Linked DNA regions of Homo sapiens: region 1 is linked to region 2. A link is a loop called in an ENCODE intact Hi-C map of the cell type or tissue named here. Cell type or tissue: right lobe of liver. All regions are shown on one strand. Links, peaks and the distances in the headings refer to the core of each region. The heading gives the core; the rest is flanking DNA. Region 1 overlaps SLC22A23 (solute carrier family 22 member 23). Region 2 overlaps PXDC1 (PX domain containing 1).

Evidence for each region. Peaks named below come from ENCODE experiments on the same cell type or tissue, not always from the same donor. Only the 100,000 strongest peaks of a DNase experiment are listed, where the experiment ranks them.
Region 1: a loop joins it to region 2, with 3 times the contacts of the local background. A loop is called at or near these places in 4 of 110 quality-filtered maps.

The regions. Positions count from the first base shown.
Region 1 is chr6:3,431,048-3,436,417 of GRCh38, reverse strand. All of the region lies in intron 1 of SLC22A23 (solute carrier family 22 member 23), which reads left to right. Among named protein-coding and RNA genes, the nearest start is that of SLC22A23, 23 kb to the left of the region's middle. RefSeq lists enhancers at 3,191-3,270, 3,331-3,470. In right lobe of liver, for the core only: a CTCF peak has its summit at 3,154; no DNase peak of the experiment used is centred there.
Region 2 is chr6:3,730,762-3,736,131 of GRCh38, reverse strand. The region is part of intron 3 of PXDC1 (PX domain containing 1); the gene reads left to right. Among named protein-coding and RNA genes, the nearest start is that of PXDC1, 18 kb to the left of the region's middle. RefSeq lists a silencer at 3,483-3,777. In right lobe of liver, for the core only: a CTCF peak has its summit at 3,404 (motif pointing right); a DNase peak (open chromatin) is centred at 3,411; H3K27ac peaks cover 2,398 bases.

The DNA of each region.
Region 1 (5,370 bases), core at 321-5,320, 300 kb after region 2:
ACGCCTGTAATCCCAGCACTTTGGGAGGCCAAGGTGGGCGGGTCACCTGAGGTCAGGAGTTTGAGACCAGCCTGACCAACATAGTGAAACACCATCTCTACTAAGAATACAAAAAATAGCTGGACGTGGTGGCGGGCACCTGTAATCCCAGCTACCCGGGAGGCTGAGGCAGGAGAATCGAACCTGGGAGGCAAAGATTGCAGTGAGCCGATATCACACCATTGCACTCCAGATTGAGACTCCGTCTCAAAAAAAAAAAGTATAGATGACATTTCTGGAAGTCCAGAGACAGGACGGGCTGCAATCTCCAGTTCTTTCTAGTTCTCTTCTAGGTCATCCTCTGCCCTGGCTTCATTCTCACGCTGTATTAGCTTGCTGGGCTGTGTAACAAATACCACAGAAATGTATTCTGTTACAGGTTTGGAAGTTGGAGGTCCTAGATCCAGGTGTGGGCAGGGTCAGTTTCTCCTGAGTTCTCTCTCCTTGGCTTGCAGATGGCGTCTTCTCCCTCTGTCCCCACGTGGTCCTCCCTCTGTGTGTGTCTGTGTCCTCATCTCTCCTTGTAAGGACACCAGTCACCTTGGATTAGGGCCCGCCCTAGAGACCTTACTTTAACTTTAATCATCTCTGTAAAAACCCTATTTCCAAACAGGGTCACATTTTGAGGTTCTGGGGTTTGGATTCCAGCATATCTTGTTAGGGGCAGGGTGGACACACTTCAACCTGCCCAGGGTCCCTTCAGGGAGAAGGGAGGCAGTCGCATCTCTGGAGCATGGGCTGAGTGTGTTCTCATGTCACTTCTGCAGTAAGTGGGCTTTCCGTCCAGTCTGTCTGTTGTAAATCAGATGTGCAAGTGAGGGCAGCTGCCAGAACTTCCATAGGAGTTGGCTGCCGTGTTCACAATCCAGGTGGTGACAGAAGGCTGCAGGTACTAGAGGGAAGGGCAGGTCCCACCACTGCAGGAGAGGTAGCTGGGAACAGGGGTGGGAGTGTGGGTCCCCATCATAGGGGAGGAGGAGGGAAAGGAAAGGGGGAAAAGGGAGACGGAGAGGGGAAGGGGAGCAGGGATGGTGGAAGAGAGGGGAAGTGGGGAGAAACAGGAGGAAGAGATGAGGAAGGGAGAGGGAAGGGAGGGGAGGAAGAGTTCATTGCTGCAGGTTGGCTGGGCTGAGTGTTTTACAGATGCCGTGGCTGAATCCTGACAGCCCCCTGAGAAGTTGGCTTCTCTGTGGCTTATAGCTAAGCTAAGCCACCTGCTGGAGCTGAGATTTGGACCCCAGCAGCCTGAATCCCAGCCCCTGCACACTGCCCCTCTGGGTAGGGGACTTCCAGCATGGGTCCTTCACTCCCAGCAGCCGCTTCCAGCACCCTTGTTGCCTGGGTTCTCCGCCCAGGTTTCTATGGAGCAGTGTGGATGGGTTGGGGCTGTTTTTCTTGCCTTTGATATAGTGACAGTCAGACTCCTGTTTGGAACTGACAGGCAGCCCATAAGCACACCTGCTAAGAACCTCAGGCCTTGACATAGCATCTGTGGGAAACTTTCACATCTCTTTTCTGAGTTCTTGGCCTAGAGATCTATTTCCTAAGCACAAGGGAGGATACGATCAAATGCCCCCTCTCCTGGAGGTTGATCCAGGCATTGCGGTTATTCCGTTGGTGGATTGGCCACACCCCTCGCGTCTCCTCCGTTCTGCTGCCTGACCTTGTGCTGTTGGAGGAACAAAAAATTGATGCTCCTCGCAATCCATCAGATATTTCTGCCCTGTCTTTGGACCCATTTTAAATAATTTCACAGATTTTTTTTTTTTTGAGATGGAGTCTTGCTCTGTTGCCCAGGCTGGAGTGCAGTGGCGCGATCTCTGCTTGCTGCAACCTCCACCTCCCAGATTCAAGCGATTCTCCTGCCTCAGCCTCCTGAGTAGCTGGGACTACAGGCGGGTACCACCATGCCCCGCTTATTTTTGTATTTTTAGTAGATATGGGATTTCACCATGTTGGCCAGGCTGGTCTCGATCTCCTGACCTTGTGATCCACCCGCCCTCCCAAAGTGCTAGGATTGCAGGCATAAGCCACCGCACCCAGCTCTTTATTTATTTATTTATTTATTTACAGAGTTTCGCTCTGTCGCCCAGGGTGGAGTACAGTGGCGTGATCTCAGCTCACTGCAATCTCCGCATCCCGGGTTCAAGTGATTCTCCTGCCTCAGCCTCCCAGGTAGCTGGGATTACAGGCATGCACCACCACACCTGGCTAATTTTGTATTTTTAGTAGAGATGGGGTTTCACCATGTTGGTCAGGCTGGTCTCGAACTCCTGACCCCAGGTGATCCATCGCCTCGGCCTCCCAAAGTGCTGGGATTACAGGGGTGAGCCACTGTACCCAGCTTTCACAGATTTTTTAAAGTGGAGGCATAATGACCACATAGTAAAATGGACAGATGTTAAGTGTATAGCTTAGTAGGTTTTGACTTGTATATATGCCCATCAACCACCCCCTAAATTAAGGTATTTCCTTCACCCTAGTGAATTCTCCAGTCAGCCCACCCCTTAGGCAACCGCTGCGTTAATATCTATCCCCATAGCATGGTTTTGCCTATTCTGGAAGGTTATATGAAGGAGGCCTGTGGTCCGCCGTGTCAGTCTCATCCCTGGATTCCTGAATGGTACTGTGCACATTGATAGTTGTTCCTGTTTGTTGCTGAGCCATATTCCACTGCATGGGTAGACAACACTGTGTTTCTCTCTCCATTGGTGATGGACGCAGGGTTGTTTCCAGCCTGTGGTGATTATGCTTAGACTGCTGTGCCCATTATAAGCTGAACATTGTCAATCCTTTCCACTCCTGGCTACCCCTCTGTTCTAATATTTAAAAGTTGATTGGCAGAATCAGGGCAGCCATTGAAAAGTCTTGACTTATTTATAAGCTAGGCAAGTTTCCTCTTTTTCTTTTCAAAATTTTTGGGGTAGGAAGCAGGAGTGATGGGAGGAGTGTGGGGAGGGGGTTACCATTTGTTAGGGGCAGGGATCCCTGGCCCTAGAGAGTTGTGGCCCCTGTGTGGCCCTACAGCTTCTGGGACTCACTCCCTAGGGCTGATAAGGAGGCCGTGGGAATGGTGCTAGTACCATTTGGGCAGGGAGAAGCCACCTAGAGGTGGCACTACCAGTCAGCTGCTGTTTGTGTCCCAAGGGTGACTTAGCAGCTGTTCTGAGGAGTTTCCTCCTGTCCGTGCAGCATGTGAGAGTGGCTTTGGCAGCCAGGCCCTCCCGCCTCTCTGTAGGCATCTCTTGCATGTGAGCGTTTGATGAAGACCTATTTATCCTCCCTTTTTGTAAGAATGACCTGGGCAAGCCTTTTGAGTGAAACTCAAATGAAACAGGTGGGGCCTCTGCTGTTACCCAGCCCACAGCCAGCTGCAAAGAGCCACAAAGCCCCAGCTTGTAGGGTTTCAAGCCAAGGAAGGGAATTATCTTCTGATGGAACCTGCTCTGCAGAATTGTACGTTCCCTTCACAAGGTTCCGGAGGCCACTGGGGAAGTATCTCCCAACAGGGATGAGTTAGTGAGAGAAGGAGGGCCAGGCCTCCTGATTTGCCTGCTCCTTGCTAAAAACCTTAAAAAGAGCAACGAACTGTAGGTGGGCATTTCCACCATATTTAAACATATGAAAAGTTCAGTGCTTTTCCTAAGATTTTCCCAGGGCTTCAAGTTTGCCAGCCACTCTGCACTTCATCAGGAAGCATGTTTGTGCTTGCGTGCGTGTGTCATCCTGAGACGAACTGCATTCCTCTGAAAGCAGGTTAAACAACTGATGGTGTGCTTTTATTAGGATAACAGTTTAGAAATTTGAAGCCCCCAAATGTTCTGCATAAATGATGCATTTGTCATGATGGCTACTGAAATTACTGAGCCAAAGCGGAGAGCTAGAAGGAGACGCGTTCCTGGAAGTCCTCCCTCTGCCTGGTTTTACAGTGAGCTGAAGAGCAGTTGTACACAACAGCAAGGAAGATTGGTTCCTTTAGGTTCTGCAAAAGCAATTTCAGAATTCGGGGAAAAAACATTAAACATTTATTTTAAACTTAGGCTTCTTCAAAGTCTCACAGCCAGCCTACCCTCAAAGCCTGAGTGATTGTGGAAGGAGCCAGCGTTCACTCAGCAGAGGAACAGAGCTTTCCTGCCGCAGGCTCTCAGTGAAGATCCAGGGAGCAGAGGCGTGGGCAAGGAGCACTGGGCTCAGATGCAGGAGAACCGGTTTGAACCCTAGCACTACCGCCTCTACACTGAGGAACCTTGGGGATTACTCAGCCCCCTGGAACCTAATTTCCAAGGTAGAGATGACACCTATAGCATAAAGCTTTGTGGGGATTACAGAAAATGATGGATGTGCCGCTCCCTTTCAGCAGAGTGTGTGCTTTGAGATACGCATTTAATCTGAGCCCTTTTCTGCAAAGAGCTCCCAGTGGAGCTCAGAGGACAGTCATGTAACCAACAACTACAATGCATTATACAACCACCTGCAATCCCCCAACCATTAACTCTAGACCTCTAAAACAGAAGTATGGAAGCTCATAGGAAATGACCGAGGTCAGCCCTGGCAAATGGCGGTCTTTGTGGTCCCCAGCTGGCCACCTGAGCTGTGGACACGTTTGTTTGCCTTGTGCCCTCACTTTCAGAACCCCTCCTCCTTTGGCCTCATATTGTCCCTAGCTATTTGACATCTCCTCATTTAGGAGTGCTTCTCAGGTGCTCTCAAATGACCTCTTTTTCAAAATTTCCTCTCTATTCCTACTTTCCAAAACCAAAATATCTGGGCAGCTAATTTTAGCTAAGAGATGAAAGCAGTTCACACTAAGGTACGAAGGACTGATAGGATTGACCCTACTCTTTCTGAGCTCATCCATAACTTCAACCTGTTAATTGAGGACTGGCCAATAGCCCACAAACTTCATGCCCACCCATAGATGGTTTTGAAAGGCTGAACCTTTAACAGCCCTCCCTCCCTTTCTCCCTTCCCTGTCCCCTGCAGAGCCAGGCTTAGGAATTTGGTCCTCCTTTTCTGTGATCCTTGATCAGGATATTTCTAACAACAGTAGCATCAACCGAAAGCCCCAAATAAGGTTTGATTGAGTTAACATTTTCATTGCATTTTAAGTCTAGTCCTGATTAACATTCCACTCTGTGACATGGGTGCAGGGTGTGTCCTCACAGGACCTGCCCCCACGCCCATCTCACTCAGTGTCCAGTCCAGGTGCAGGTATCCCTCCTGGAAGCCTCCCTTGAGCCTGCCCCACATTTTTAAACCCTCACACATGCTGTGTTTTCTTTTTCTTTCTTTCTTTTTTTTTTTTTTTTTTTGAGACGGAGTTTTGCTCTT
Region 2 (5,370 bases), core at 323-5,322:
TGGGTGACTGATGCTGTTGGCTGTGAACGTGGCCTTGCTGATTATGGGCCACAGCACAAGTGGGATTCTGAATTGTGTGCTTGGGAGAACTGGGTGGGGTGGGCAGGTTCTGGAACCTGGAGTGGAAGATGGGTTTGTAGATATTAATAGGATTGTGTGTGCGCAGGGTGGTGGCACACCTGACCCTGTCTGTGGCTGCTGCTTTGTTTTGTTTTTTACTTTTTTGTTTGTTTTTACTGACACATAATTATTGTACATATTTATGGGGTAAAGTGTGATGTTTTGATACATGTGTATATTGTGTAAAAATCAAATCAGAGTATTTAGCATTTCCATTATCTCAAACATTCATCTTTTCTTTGTGGTGAGAACATTCAAAATCCTCTCTTCCAGCTATTTTGAAATACACAAGGCAGTACTGTTAACCCTTGTCACCTTACTGTGCAGTAGTACAGCAGAGCTTATTCCTCCCACTGTCACTTCGTGCTCACTGACCAGCCTTTCCCTGTCCACCGCTGGCCCCTCCCCAGCCTCTGGTAACCACTGTTCTACTTGCTGCTTCTATGATCTCCCCTTCTCTAGGTTCCAAATATGGGTGAGATCTTGTGACATTTGTCTTTCTGTGCCTAGCTTATTTCACTTAACGTAATGCCTGCAGGCTCATTCATGTTGCCACAAATGACAGCATTTCATTCTTTTTAATGGCTGAATAGTATTCCGTTGTGCATATGTACCACATTTCCTTTACTCATTCATTGGTAGCTAGACACTTTGGTGGTTTCCGTTGTGTGTTCTTGGCACCTTTGTCAAAAATCAGTTGGCTGTAAGTATATCGATTTATTTCTGTGTTCTCTATTCTGTTCCATTGGTCTATGTGTCTTTTTATGCCAGTACCATGCTGTTTTGTTTACTGTAGCTCTGTCGTATATTTTGAAATTGTGTAGTGTGATGCCTCTGGCTTTGCTCAAGATTGCTTTGGCTATTTGGCATCTTTTTTGGTTCCATATACATTTTAGGATTGTTTTGCTCATTTTTGTTGTTGTTGTTTTGTTTGTTGGTTTTGTTTTGTTTTGAGACAGGGTCTCCCTCTGTTGCCCAGGCTGGAGTGCGGTGGTGCAGTTACAGCTCAAGTGATCCTCCTGCCTCAGCCTCCCAAGTAGCTGGGACTACAGGCGTATCCCATCATGCCAGGCTAGTTTTTGTATTTTTTGTAGAGATGAGGTTTTGCCATGTTTCCCAAGCTGGTCTGAAACTCCTGAGCTCAAGCAATCCATCTGCCTTAGCCTCCCAAAGTGCTGGGATTATAGGTATTAGCCACTGCGCCCGGCCTAGGATTGATTTTTTTTTCTATTCCTGTGAAGAATGTCATTTGTATTTTGATGGGGATTGCGATGAATTTGTAGATCACTTTGGGTGGTATGCTGCTTTTGATATCTCCCTAAGATACCTTCCTATGTGCCTTTAGACAAGAGCAGTGAGTACAGGAGCCCCTTTTTAGCTGGCACTGGGTCTCCAGAACCTTTATGGGAGAGTGAGGATGACTGGGTCCTTTTTCCTGGCTGGGTGTCTATGGATCCTCATCTCAGAGGGCTCACAGAGGGCTCTGGAGTCCTAATTGTCTATTGCTCTGGGTTTTGCATTTTGTAGTGCAGAGCATGGGGAAGCCTGGTTCTTTAGTCTGAGTGGGGAGAGTCCTAGCACCAGTGTCTCTGTTTTGGTTTGTTTTGCTCTGTTTGGGCAACCCAGAGATCAAGGAGCAGCAGAGTCCTCTTAGTGCCTTGCCTTATGGGAGGTGCTGGCCCCCGAGTGAGAGGGATAGATTAGAGGCCTGGAGCCACCTCTGATGGAGAAGCTCCTGAGGCACAGTGCCCGGCACATGCTTCAGCCTGCCCTGGCCTCCCGTCTCTATCAGCGATGTGTATGAACACATGGCCCACGTGGACCCTAAGGGGCGAGCATAGTGAGACGAAATTTAACAGGGAGAAACGTAGAGTCTCATGTTGCCATTGAAAGTATGTTTTCTTTGCCTTTTTGCAAGGGCTGAGGACAGGTTTCAGCCACGGCTGTCTGTGGCCTTCCGTGTGTGATGGGGGTGCAGTGTCCAGGTCTAGGAAGGCAGGGGTCCTGGCCTCCTTATGCAAGTCAAGACTGTCCCCGGGATGCAGCAAGATGAATTATTACATCCAGAGAAGAGTGTCTGGTGGGCAGGGGTCAGAAGAATGGGAGGAAATGTGGAAGAGCAGCTAGGAGGAAGGGGATGCCACCTTCAGATGTTGGCGGGCTGCCATGGGAAGGGGTCAGGTGGGGGCTGGCACTAGGCCTGTGGGTAGAAGTAACTGTGGGCGACTTTGGCTCAGCACAGAACACGTTCTAACATCTGGGGCTGCGTAACCATGGAGTCTGCACCAGCCAGTGGCTAACAGTCTCAGTGCAAAGTCTGGGGGCCCGGAGGTGTTGCTGCAGGAGGCGGCAGGCGGTATGGCCTCTTGCAGCCTTGCAGAGCCGAGGGTCTCAAGTGCTCTGAGTGTTTCCTCCTCTTCCTCTTCTCTGCCGGTCACCGAGTCTGGTTTTCTTTCTCTGAACCCCCCAGACCTTCCGATCTCTGTTCCCGGTCTAGCTCGCCCCTCACTGTGTCTAAGGGAGCTTCTTAATCTAGAGCAGTTGTGCCTGCCGGTGGCGAGGCGGTACACCCACGCACACCATGGCAGATACCTCCCTTCAGGAGTGTTTTTTAATGAAATTACTATTGACAATAAATAGCCCCAACATCCCTTTGAGAAAATGGCTCACACATAGGCACACCATGTTCTCAGTCTTGGTCCCATATTTGGCATGTTTCTGGATCTGTGGCTCCCCAGGCTGAGGCGCGGGGTCCAGAGAGTCCTGGCATCACCTGAGACTGTCCACACGGCTTTCTCTCATGCGTCCCCCTTTCTCCAGGATATGAACCCGAGGACTGAGCCAGTCATCCCAAAGCTCTGACCTCTGAGGCTTATTAACTGTCTTAAAAGCTCACTCTCACCATCAAGCCCAAGTTCTTGGTCATTCTGGGCATTCAGAGCCTAGCCCACGCTAGCCTTTTGATGTTGTCACCTCCACTCCAGAGCCTCAGCCTCCTGCAGGGGACTGGCCAGCCGTTGCATGGACTGTGGCCCTGCAGGGTCCTTCGTGCAAACCTGCCTGTCCACTGCTGTCCTGGTTAATTCCATTCATTCCCGGCCGAGAGCCCACATCCACCCTCCTCCTCCATTTCTTATGCCACTGACATACGTGTAGGGAGGTGGTGCCATGGGGAACAGGCACTGACTGTCTCTGCTCTCATGATGTAGGCTGGGGATGGGGACCTGCAGGTGCTGAGTACCTTGGCTTTTCTAGGATCGTTTAGTTGTCAGGAGCTCCACTAGATGGCGCCCGGCGCTAGCAGGCGCGGCGACTGTTTCCACATCCTGGGGCCACGGTGAGGACAGTCAGGATGGACTGCATCCCTTGGCAGTGCTTCCAACCAGTACAGCCTTAATCATTCTTTGTCCCAATGCTTATCAAATGTAAGAAAGCAAGAATTTAGAGCGTTCTGCCTCATGGCTGCAGCTGTGCAATGTAAAAGGAAATGCAAACCTCAGCTTCGATCTGGCAACTTGGACTCATCAATCTCAGCCACAAAATCTGACCATTCAGGTTTAAGAGGCCTGGAAATGAATCACAATTTTATTTTTCATTAATCTGGCTTCTGGCCAATCTCAACCTTAGTTTCACTATGTAGGGGTAGCCCAGCTAGCCAGTTAATACAAGGGCACTGCTTTGGGTTTTGTTCCGTTGCTGGAGTACATGGGAAATACAGTGGGAGAGAGGAGGTGAAAGGGAGGAAGGCTAGAGTATGAATGCTTTCACGGCTGAGACCGCGTGTCTGCTGAGAAAAGGAATAGAGTTATTGAAGTGAGGGGTTGTGACGTTTGTGGGGCTATGAAAACATAGCTGCATCTAAAAAACAGAAAAATTGCCATCAGGCAAACAGACACATTGGTAATTGTTGCAAAAAAGATCCATTGATTGATAGATGCAAAGATTTGTGAGTGAAACTGAGGAGAAACAGGATTTGCATAGCTGCAAGGCATCCTCCTTCAATTAACTACAAAGGGAAAGGTGGTAACTTCGCTGTGGAAACAGCTGGCAGAAGCCTCCTCACCAGGCACTCCACAGCAGCCTCAGCAGCAGCAGGACCTGTCAGCCTCAGCCCCACCCCCATATGCCACTCCAGGTCTCATGCAGCGTCACTGTGTAGGGTTCCTGCCAAAAATGCATCACCTCAATCGAATCACTCTGAAACTGCCAACAAACCCAAATCGAGGGACATTTGCTAAAATAGCTCAGTCCTCTCTAAGAGTGCTACGGTCATGAGGGACAAGGAACGATGGAGGAACTGTCAGAGGTCGCAGAAGACCAAGACAGAGCAACTCATTGCAGCAAGAGATCCTGGATTGGGGCCCCCACGGAAAAGAGGAACGTTGGTGGAAAGACTGTTGAAATTCAAGTGAAGGAGGTCTTTCATTTAGTTAACAGAATTGTGCCAATGTCAGTTTCCATGGAAGAGCAGGGCTGCTTTCATTTGGAAAAATATGAGTGTAAAAAAATAGCTTGAAAGTCAACTATTTCATGGAATCAGTCATGTATGTGATTAAAATGGCTACATTGGTCAAAGATTCTTGCTATAGATACTAAGCTGACTTCTAAGACATTCACACTGTATGTTTGAAGAGAGGCTCAGATGCTATAATTTTTCTTGAATGACAGCATTTTCTTCCGTTCTTTTTTATTTACATCATAACAGATCTGAGGACATTACTAACAATGATCATAATAGCTGTGAGGAAATGCGGACCTCAGCCTTGATACGGCTGTTTGGACTCATCAATTTCAGCCACAAAATCTGATTATTTAGGTTTAGGGGGCCTGGAAATAGAACACTGTTTTTCATTAATCTGGCTTCTGTATAATGTCAACCTTATTTTTACTAAATAGGGGTAGCCCAGTTAGGCAATTAATAAAAGGGCACTGAATGATCATGATAGATCACTCAGGACTCTTTATTGAGCCCTCAGTATTTGCTAGATTCTTTACATACATCATCTCAAGTTAGTCTGCACAATGGCCTTTGGAATGGATACCTTTATTTCCATTGTACAGATGAAGAAACTGAGCAAGAAGTAACCTGCTCTCCAGGCATAAGTAGCAGAGCCTTCCCCAGCTGCAGTCTGCATGCTTTCCTACCTGCTCGTGCCTCCTGAGGAGCCAGCATTCCACACTGAGACACGCCATGCTTGCTAGTGCTCTGGCCGAAGGCACATGGCAAGTTATCAGTGGATTTTGTTACAA